2 separate regions of the Homo sapiens genome follow, and region 2 is linked to region 1. A link is an interaction called in ENCODE POLR2A ChIA-PET data of the cell type or tissue named here. Cell type or tissue: GM12878. All regions are shown on one strand. Links, peaks and the distances in the headings refer to the core of each region. The heading gives the core; the rest is flanking DNA. Region 1 has its middle 23 kb from the start of SNHG4. Region 2 overlaps SIL1 (SIL1 nucleotide exchange factor).

Region 1 (4,390 bases), core at 233-4,232:
TGGCTTGCCAGAGACAGCAAGGGGGAAGAGTGTTAGGGCATGAGGTCAAAGTTTGTGGATTGAGAGTAAGGAAGTTAATGTGGGGCTTTGTAGGACATGGTAAGGAATTTGGATTTTACGTAGGGTGAAATGGGGAGCCATTGAAGGGCTTTGAGCAGAGGAGAGAACTGATTTTATTTTATTTATTTATTTATTTATTTATTTATTTTGAGATGGGGGCCTCACTCTGTCACCCAGACTGGAGTGCAGTGGTGCAATCTCAGCTCACTGCAACCTCCACCTCCTGGGTCCAAGCGATTCTCCTGCCTCAGCCTCCCAAGTAGCTGGGATTACAGGCACAAGCCACCATACCCGGCTAATTTTTTGTATTTTTAGTAGAGACGGAGTTTCACCATGTTGGCCAGGCTGGTCTCAAACTCCTGACCTCAAGTGATCCACCCGCCTTGGCTTCCCAACGTGCTGGGATTACAGGCGTGAGCCACCGCACCCAGTCAAGACATGATTTTAAAAAGATCACTTGGCCGGGCCTGGTGACTCACGCCTGTAATCCCAGCACTTTGAAAGGCTGAGGCAGGCGGATCACCTGAGGTCTCCAGCCTGGCCAACATGGTAGAACCCTGTCTCTACTAAAAATACAGAAAAATTAGCCAGGCCTCGTGGCGGACACCTGTAATCCCAGCTACTTGAGAGTCTGAGGCATGAGAATTGCTTGAACCCGGGAGGTGGAGGTTGCAGTGAGCCAAGATCGTGCCACTGCACCCCACCCTGGGTGATGGAGCAAGACTCCGTCTCAAAAAAAATAAAAAATAAAAAATAAAAGGATCACTCTGGTTGCTGTATGAATAGACTATAGGTGGCAAGAGTGGAAGCTGCATGTCAGATGAGGAAAAACGCAGTGTTCCTTCAGCAGGAGGCTCTTTCCATAGTCCAGGTGAGAGATAATGGTTATTATCTAATTTAATCTCTAACTAAAGGGCCATTATGAAGATTAAATAAGACAACACATTTAGGGTGCCTGATGCATAGTGGGTGCTTAGTACAATAGAGCAAGGAGCAGCGTTTCAAGAGGAGGAAATGAAAATCTCTGGGTTTGAACATTATTCTTTTATGCTCAGTATGTGGCTTGGCTCAGGGCTTATAAGGAAGAGAAAACTCATTTCTTGACTTTGAGGTGCTGAGTTGGGTGGGTTGGACATTCCTGCAAGAAATAATTCCAACATGACGGGCTAAGTTCTACAGCTGGTTCAGCATAGGGATTCTGAGGGTGCTGGGAGGAATGCCTGATTTGGGCAAAGTACCAAAGAGGAGACTTAGTGTTAGCTAAACAGAGAAGAGAGAAAGGGACTGTTAGGCAGAAAGTACAGCATTCTCAAAAGCCCAGAGGTGTTTCTGTGCCCACTTTAACAGCAACCATCCTTCTGTGAGGCTCGGAGGAGGTGGCTGAGCCAGGTCAAACTCAGAGCTGTCTGAATTTCAAGACCTACATTTCCATCTACCCCGACACACTGCTGGTCCTATGTGACAAGCCCCTCCTGCACTTAACTCATGGTCTTGCTGGTTATACCCCCAGCAGACCCTGCCATGCAGTGGATTGAGGAGTTCTCAAAATGCTGAGGCCTTTTATCCTCAAACTAGTATTACTGTAACACTAAATAGCACCTACAGAGGGAGAGGAAATTGTTCTGTTGGGGTATGGGGCTCCTGTGGCCAAGGCTTTGGCAAGCCTCTGGCTACAGGGGAAATGTGAGTGCTGTGGTCCTGAGGCCCCTCTCCCACAGACTCACCAGCACTGATTCAAAAAACCCTGCAAAATACTCCGCCCATTTTACAGATGGAGAAAAGTGCCCTCTGCCGGCAGAAGACTTTGGCGTGAAAATGAACTTCCTCTTGGCCTTGGAAATCACCAGTTACAATTCAGCTGGGTGAGCTTCCCTCCAGAGAGGCATGGGAAAGAGAAACAAAGAAGCAGGAAAGCCAAAAGGACAACAGAGAGCTAGAAAAACTGAGGATAACACTATTAGAGGATGCAGAATGAATCGGGGCAGGAAGGGGCAGAATGTCTGAGGAAAGTTATTTAAAAAAAAAAAGAAAACAGCTGAAAAGTAATAAGGAGAAAATGCATTTCTCTGAAATAAATGCCAGCTGATCATTGTCCCCTCTGTTTCTAGAGAGCGATATAGCAGCTTCAGCATCTGCACTCAGTTCACTCTCACTGGCACCCCGCGGGAGAGGCAGGGCGGCGATGGCTCCCCATGAGCTTCTCGTCCTTCCATTCCTTCATTCCTTAAACAGATATTTATTAAGAACTGACTTTGGTGCCGGGCGCGGTGGCTCACGCCTGTAATCCCAGCACTTTGGGAGGCCGAGGCGGGTGAATCATGAGGTCAGGAGATCGAGACCATCCTGGCTAACAAGGTGAAACCCCGTCTCTACTAAAAATACAAAAAAAAAAAATTAGCCGGGCGCGGTGGCGGGCGCCTGTAGTCCCAGCTACTCGGGAGGCTGAGGCAGGAGAATGGCGTGAACCCGGGAAGCGGAGCTTGCAGTGAGCCGAGATTGCGTCACTGCAGTCCGCAGTCCGGCCTGGGTGACAGAGCGAGACTCCGTCTCAAAAAAAAAAAAAAAAAAAAAAAAAAAAAAAAAAAAAAAAGAACTGACTTTGGGTCAGAGACTGTTCAAGGTGCTGGGGTTATAATTTTTTTTTTTTTTTGAGACAGGGTCTCACTCTGTTGCCCAGGCTGGAGTGCAGTGGTGCAATCTCAGCTCACTGCAACCTCCGCCTCCCGGGTTCAAGCCATTCTCATGCCTTAGCCTCCCAAGTAGCTGGGATTACAGGCATGTGCCACCATCCCTGGCTAATTTTTGTATTTTTAGTAGAGACGAGGTTTCCGCTAGGTTGACCAGGCTGGTCTCCAACTCCTGACCTCAAGTGATCCACCTGCCATGACCTCTCAAAGTGCTGGGATTACAGGTGTGAGCCACTGCGCCCGGCCTGGTGCTGGGGATATAATTGTGAGCAGGCAATAAACAGGTAAGTGAGTTAATAAACCCATTTTAGACAGCAGCACATACAATGAAGAAAATGAAACAGTAAAACGATGGGATGTGTCCAGGAGGCTGCCTCCCAACTAAGGTGTTCTCACCTGGGCAACGACAGCAGTTAACAGGACCTTCCTCACCAGGTCACCGTGAGGATTGTAGGACTTAATGGATGTAAGCGCTGAGCACAGTGCCTGGCAGACAGCGACTCTCATCATTATTATCCTAGTGCAGGCAGGGTCCATTTCTTAGAGGGTGTTTTGTTACCATTGTTGGACTGTGTGCTCTTTGAAGGAAAGGACTATTGTGTATATTGTTTTCTGTTGAAAAGACAACCCCACAGCACAATTTCTGGCATATAATCAGTAAATATTTGTTGGATAAGTAAGCAAATTCCACCCCCTCGCCTTTTTTTATTTTTATTTTTTGAAATGCAGTCTTGCTCTGTCGCCCAGGCTGCAGTACAGTAGCACAACCTTGGCTCACTGCAACCTCTGCCTCCTGGGTTCAAGCAATTATCCTACCTCAGCCTCCAAAGTAGCTGGGATTACAGGCATGCACCAACATGCCTCGCTAATTTTTGTTTGTTTGTTTGTTTGTTTTTTAGTAGAGATGGCATTTCACCATGTTGGCCAGGCTGGTCTCAAACTCCTGACCTCAAGTGATCCACCCACCTCCGCCTCCCAAAGTGCTGGGATTACAGGCATGAGCCACCACACCCGACCACAAATTCTCAGTTCACCAATAGAGAAACCAAGGCCCACTGGGCACAGTGGCTCACACATGTAATCCCAACAGTTTGAGAGGCCAAAGTGGGCAGCTCTCTTGAGCTGAGGAGTTCAAGACCAGCCTGAGCAACATGGTGGAACCCCCATCTCTACAAAAAATACAAAAAATTAGCCGGGCATGGTGGCACACACCTGTATTTCCAGCTACTCAGGAGGCTAAGGTAGGAGGATGGTTTGAGCCTGAGAGGCAGAAGGTTGCAGTGAGCCAGGATTGTGCCACTGCACTCCAGCCTGGACAACAGAGCTAGACCCTGTCTCAAAAAAAAAAAAAAAAAAGAAAAGAAAAAAAGCGAGAAACCAAGAACCAAGGCTGAGAGTTTTGAGGATTAAAACCATCCAGCTAAGTTAGTGGCAGAACCTAAACCTCTGGATGAGAAGGATCCAGACCCAGGGATTGGTAGAGCTCAGTCCTGATGGCTCTAGAGCCCATGTGCTCTCTGGATAAAGGTTGATGGAGAATGGTGGGATGTGGCTGGAAGAGATCCAGAGAGGCTTTTGATCCCACCTCAAAAGTGGGCTTAAAAGGACCCCTGTGCCCTGTGACTCTCCTTATTCTCCCAATC
Region 2 (4,390 bases), core at 321-4,320, 88 kb after region 1:
GGCATGTACCTGTAGCCCCAGCTACTCAGGAGTCTGAGGCAGGAGAATCACTTGAACACAGGAAGCGGAGGTTGCAGTAAACCGAGATCGTGTCACTGTATTCCAGCCTGGTGACAGGGTGAGACCCCGTCTCAAAAAATAATAATAATAAAAATAATAAAAAAGACAGACATTGGTTTGGCCTGTAATCCCAGCAATTTGGGAGGCTAAGGTGGGCGGATCACCTGAGGTCAGGAGTTCAAGACCAGCCTGGCTAACATGGTGAAACCCTGTTTCTACTAAAAATACAAAAAATTAGCCAGGTGTGGTGGCATGTGCCTGTAATCCCAGCTAGTCGGGAGGCTGAGGCATGAGAATTGCTTGAACCTGGGAGGTGGAGGTTGCAGTGAGCCGAGATCACACATTTGTGCTCCAGCTTGGGCAACAAGAATGAAACTCCATCTCAAAAAAACAAACAAACAAGAAATACATTGGTTTGGTTCAGAAAGGTGGGACAACTCAAAGTGGGGGCTTCCAGGCTATAGGTAAATTTAAACATTTTCTGGCTGACGGTTGAGTTTATCTGAAGATCTGGGATCAATAGAAAGGAAATGTTTAGGTTAACATAAAGGATTGTGGAGACCAAGTTTTATTGTGCAGAGGAAGCTCTCAGGTAGCACACTTCAGAGAGAGCAGGTTGTAAAATGTTTCTTATCGGACCTAAAAGAATGCGTGACTCTTAGTTGATTATCTCCTGGATCTGGAAAGGAAGGAAGGAAGAAAGGAAAACAAGGGGGTAGGGGATTCTCTATAGAATATGTGGATTTTTCCCACAAGGGATCACTTTGCAGGGCCATTCAAGATATGGCAGAGAAACATGTTTTGGGGTAAAATATTTTTATTTTCTTCCTTGTTATGCCAGAGTCAGATTGGAAAGTAAGTCTCAATATACATGGTTAAATAAAACCCATCTGATGAGAATTTACTGTTTGTAGGACATGACTCCCCAGACCTTTTAGATAGGAATTTGGGCCAGATAAAATCAGAGTTTAGTCCTCATTGCTTTCTACTCTACCATCTTCCCACCTCTTCCTTACTAGCTTTTGGACTTTGTTCTTATTACTTCTGTGACTTAGTTTCTTCATCTGAATAAGTGTGTACTGATACCCACCTCCTAGGGCAGTTAGGATGAAATGAAATAATGGAGGTCATGTGCTTGGCACATGGTAGGTGCTCAATGAATGGTGAAGATTGTAATGCCTTTAAAGAGCTCAAGTTTCATTAGGGACAGAACCCATGGGCCCGACCCTAGGGGCTGAGAGAGGCTGACTAACGACATGGGGACAGTGGGGTTGGGTTTGCCTTGTTAGGGAAGGTTCTTGGAGAAGGTATTTGGAGTCAGGCCTCAATCTGTGTCCCTTACTGGGGAAGGTGAGCGGCTCCTTCAAGTAGAGAGAAGGCAATGGGCAGAAGCTTTGAGTAGTAACCAGAAAGAACTGTTTTTTCTCTTCCCTCTTGTGAGGGAAGGGATGGAGTCATTAGAGAAAGTAGCTGGTGCACTGGCTCTTTTGAGTCAGAGAGACTTGGAGTCCCTTCCTGGCTTTGTGCCATGTACATGTTGCGTGGCCTTTGGCAAGTCATTTCCCCTCCTGTCTGAACTTTGGTTACTTTATCTGTAAAATGGAGATGATAATATCTTTTTTTTTTTTTTTTTGAGACATTCTCTTGTTGTTGCCCAGGCTGGAGTGCAGTGGCACGATCTTGTCTTACTGCAACCTCTGTCTCCTGGGCTCAAGCTATTCTTGTGCCTTAGCCTCCCGAGTAGCTGGGATTACAGGCTTACGCCACCATACCCAGCTAATGTTTGTATTTTTAGTAGAGACGGGGTTTCACCCTGTTGGCCAGGCTAGTCTTGAACTCTTGGCCTCAAGTGATCTGCCCGCCCAGCCTCCCAAAGTGCTGGAATTATAGGCGTGAATTATAGGAATTATAGGTGAGATGATAATATCTACTTACAGTGCTGGATGAGGATGAAATAATTGCAATTTTAAATGGCAAAAACCACAATTACTTTTGCACCAACCCAATATTTAATACATTTAGTACAGTGCCCTTCACTTAGTGCATATTTAATAACTGATAAATTAAAAAATAGTGAAGCAGCTGGGCATGTTGGCTCATGCCTGTAATCCCAGCACTTTGGGAGGCCGAGACGGGCGGATCACTTGAGCCCAGGAGTTCAACACCAGCATGACCAATATGGTGAAACCCCATCTCTACCAAAAACACAAAAAATAGCCAGGCGTGGTGGTGGGCACCTGTAATCCCAGCTACTCAGGAGGCGGAGGCAGGAGAATCGCTTGAACCTGGGAGGTGGAGGTTGCAATGAGACGAGATGGTGCCACTTGACTCCAGCCTGGGTGACAGAGCGATACCTTGTCTCCACAAAAGAAAAAACCGAAAAAAAAACAAAACAGTGAAGCATTTCTTTTGGGGAAATTAAGCTGTTTTAAATTTCTGTGGTTAGATAACTTTTCTGAAAAGTCAGTTTCCATCTTGGAATCAGTTATCAGTTTCCCTCAATTTCTTAAGGAGCACGTCACCTTGCTGCCTGACGCCCTTTGGGCTCACCATCATACTTAGAATCAACTCCAAACTCCTTAGCCTGGTTATAAGGCCTTTCATATTCCGATCCCTGCCTGCCTTCCTTGGCAGCTTTATCTCCTAACCTCCCCTACTCCCTTCTGCTTGCCTTCTGTGTTCTGGACACAGTAACTTACTTTCTGCTTCTTAAACAGAGGGCCTTTGCTCCACCTGTACCCTCTGCCTAGAATATTTTTCTCTCGTCTTCATTGGATGAGCTCTTTGTCATTCTCAGCTCAGTTCTGCTGTTATTTACAAGAAAGGCTCTTCCTTTTATCTGGTATAAAGTGACTACTTAAGTCACCATAACTTAACCACTTGATATTTTTCTTGCTTTTCTGCTTCTTGTTGACTCTGTTTTCCCTCCACTAGAACGTAAGTTTCATGAGAGTAGGGACGAGATCTGTTTGTCACATTCACAGCTGTATTCCCAGTCCTAGGAAAGGTACCTGGCATATAGTAGATGATCAAACAACATTTGTTGAATGAATGAGCTGTGAATGAGAATGTGTTCTTTTATTACGCTGAACCTGGGTACACAGGTGTTCACATTCACATTCCTACTGCTTTGTTCCTTAAATAAATGTAATCAAGATGATTTTCTTTCTTATTCATTAACTATTGTGCTCCTCCACTCCCATTAATTGGAACAGTCTGTGGAGAGGCCATTTTCCCCTTCCTTCGTTTTATGTGGCTCTCTTTCTTCCTAGCATTTTGTTACTGGAAGGGGGAGTTTGTGGTTGCTAGGCTTTGAGCATTGATTTTTAGGATTTCTGTCATAAGGAAGCAAGCTTTAGTGAATTGGTTTGGAATAAAACAAACACAAAAGCTCACCAGGAATAGCAAATTTATCTCACTCTGATTTTTTACTGACATTTTTTGTAGTACTCCCTAAGTTCTTAGATAAGGTCATTAGACAGGAATTGACAATGGCCAGATAGAAACAAATTCACAGAATGTGAGTGGGTGGCAGGGTGAGACATGGAGAGGTCAGAGGGGATAGTGCTTCTCTTTCTGGTAGTGGCCTGGTTTTTCATGGCAAATATTGGCCAGTGTAACTGTTCTCCTTTCGTAGGGCCTGTATGTTTGGGAGCTGTAGAGACTGTAGGGGGACTGCTCAGTGCTGGTGTGCCCACCTGGTAAGGCCTAGGCAATCCTAATTTTTTTTTTTTTTTGAGACAGAGTCTCTCTCTGTTGCCCAGGCTGGAGTGCAGTGGCATGATCTTGGCTCACTGCAACGACCACTTCCCAGCCTCAGATGATCCTCCCACCTCAGCCTCCCAAGTAGTGGGGACTACGGGAGCGTGCTACCATGCCCAGCTAATTTTTGTGTTTTTAGTAGAGATGGGGTTTTGCCATGTTGCCCAGTCTGGTCTCAAACTCCTGGACTCAATCTGCCCACCTCAGCCTCCCAAAGTGGTGGGATTACAGGCATGAGCCACCGCACCTGGCCAGCAATTCTAATTCTTTGCTTTTCTAGGGAAGTGCTCCAAGCTCCTGGGAGTAAGGAAGATGTGGGACTCTGGTCACTTTTGAAAACGTTTGAGTCCTAAATGTTATTGGTGCTCAAAGACCTGGTTCTTAAGATAATAAAATCCCAGGGATGGATATGAGAAAGAGAGAGTGTCTAGAACAGGGTTAGCCGACAGATGTTCATTAGCTTTCCCAAAAACAATTCTTTGTGTGTTGAGAACTGTAGCCCTGCAGATACTGGTCTCTACTCATGTCTAGGGCTCCTTTTTCCCACCTGAAGCTGGCTTCTCCTTTT

The links. Peaks named below come from ENCODE experiments on the same cell type or tissue, not always from the same donor. Only the 100,000 strongest peaks of a DNase experiment are listed, where the experiment ranks them.
Region 2: POLR2A ChIA-PET joins it to region 1 with 6 read pairs; 9 of 35 experiments call an interaction of 5 or more read pairs at or near these places.

The regions. Positions count from the first base shown.
Region 1 is chr5:139,248,888-139,253,277 of GRCh38, reverse strand. No RefSeq gene overlaps it. Among named protein-coding and RNA genes, the nearest start is that of SNHG4, 23 kb to the left of the region's middle. In GM12878, for the core only: a CTCF peak has its summit at 1,854 (motif pointing left); DNase peaks (open chromatin) are centred at 1,127 and 1,917; H3K27ac peaks cover 865 bases.
Region 2 is chr5:139,161,420-139,165,809 of GRCh38, reverse strand. All of the region lies in intron 1 of SIL1 (SIL1 nucleotide exchange factor), which reads left to right. Among named protein-coding and RNA genes, the nearest start is that of SIL1, 35 kb to the left of the region's middle. RefSeq lists a silencer at 1,483-1,683. In GM12878, for the core only: no CTCF peak of the experiment used is centred there; no DNase peak of the experiment used is centred there.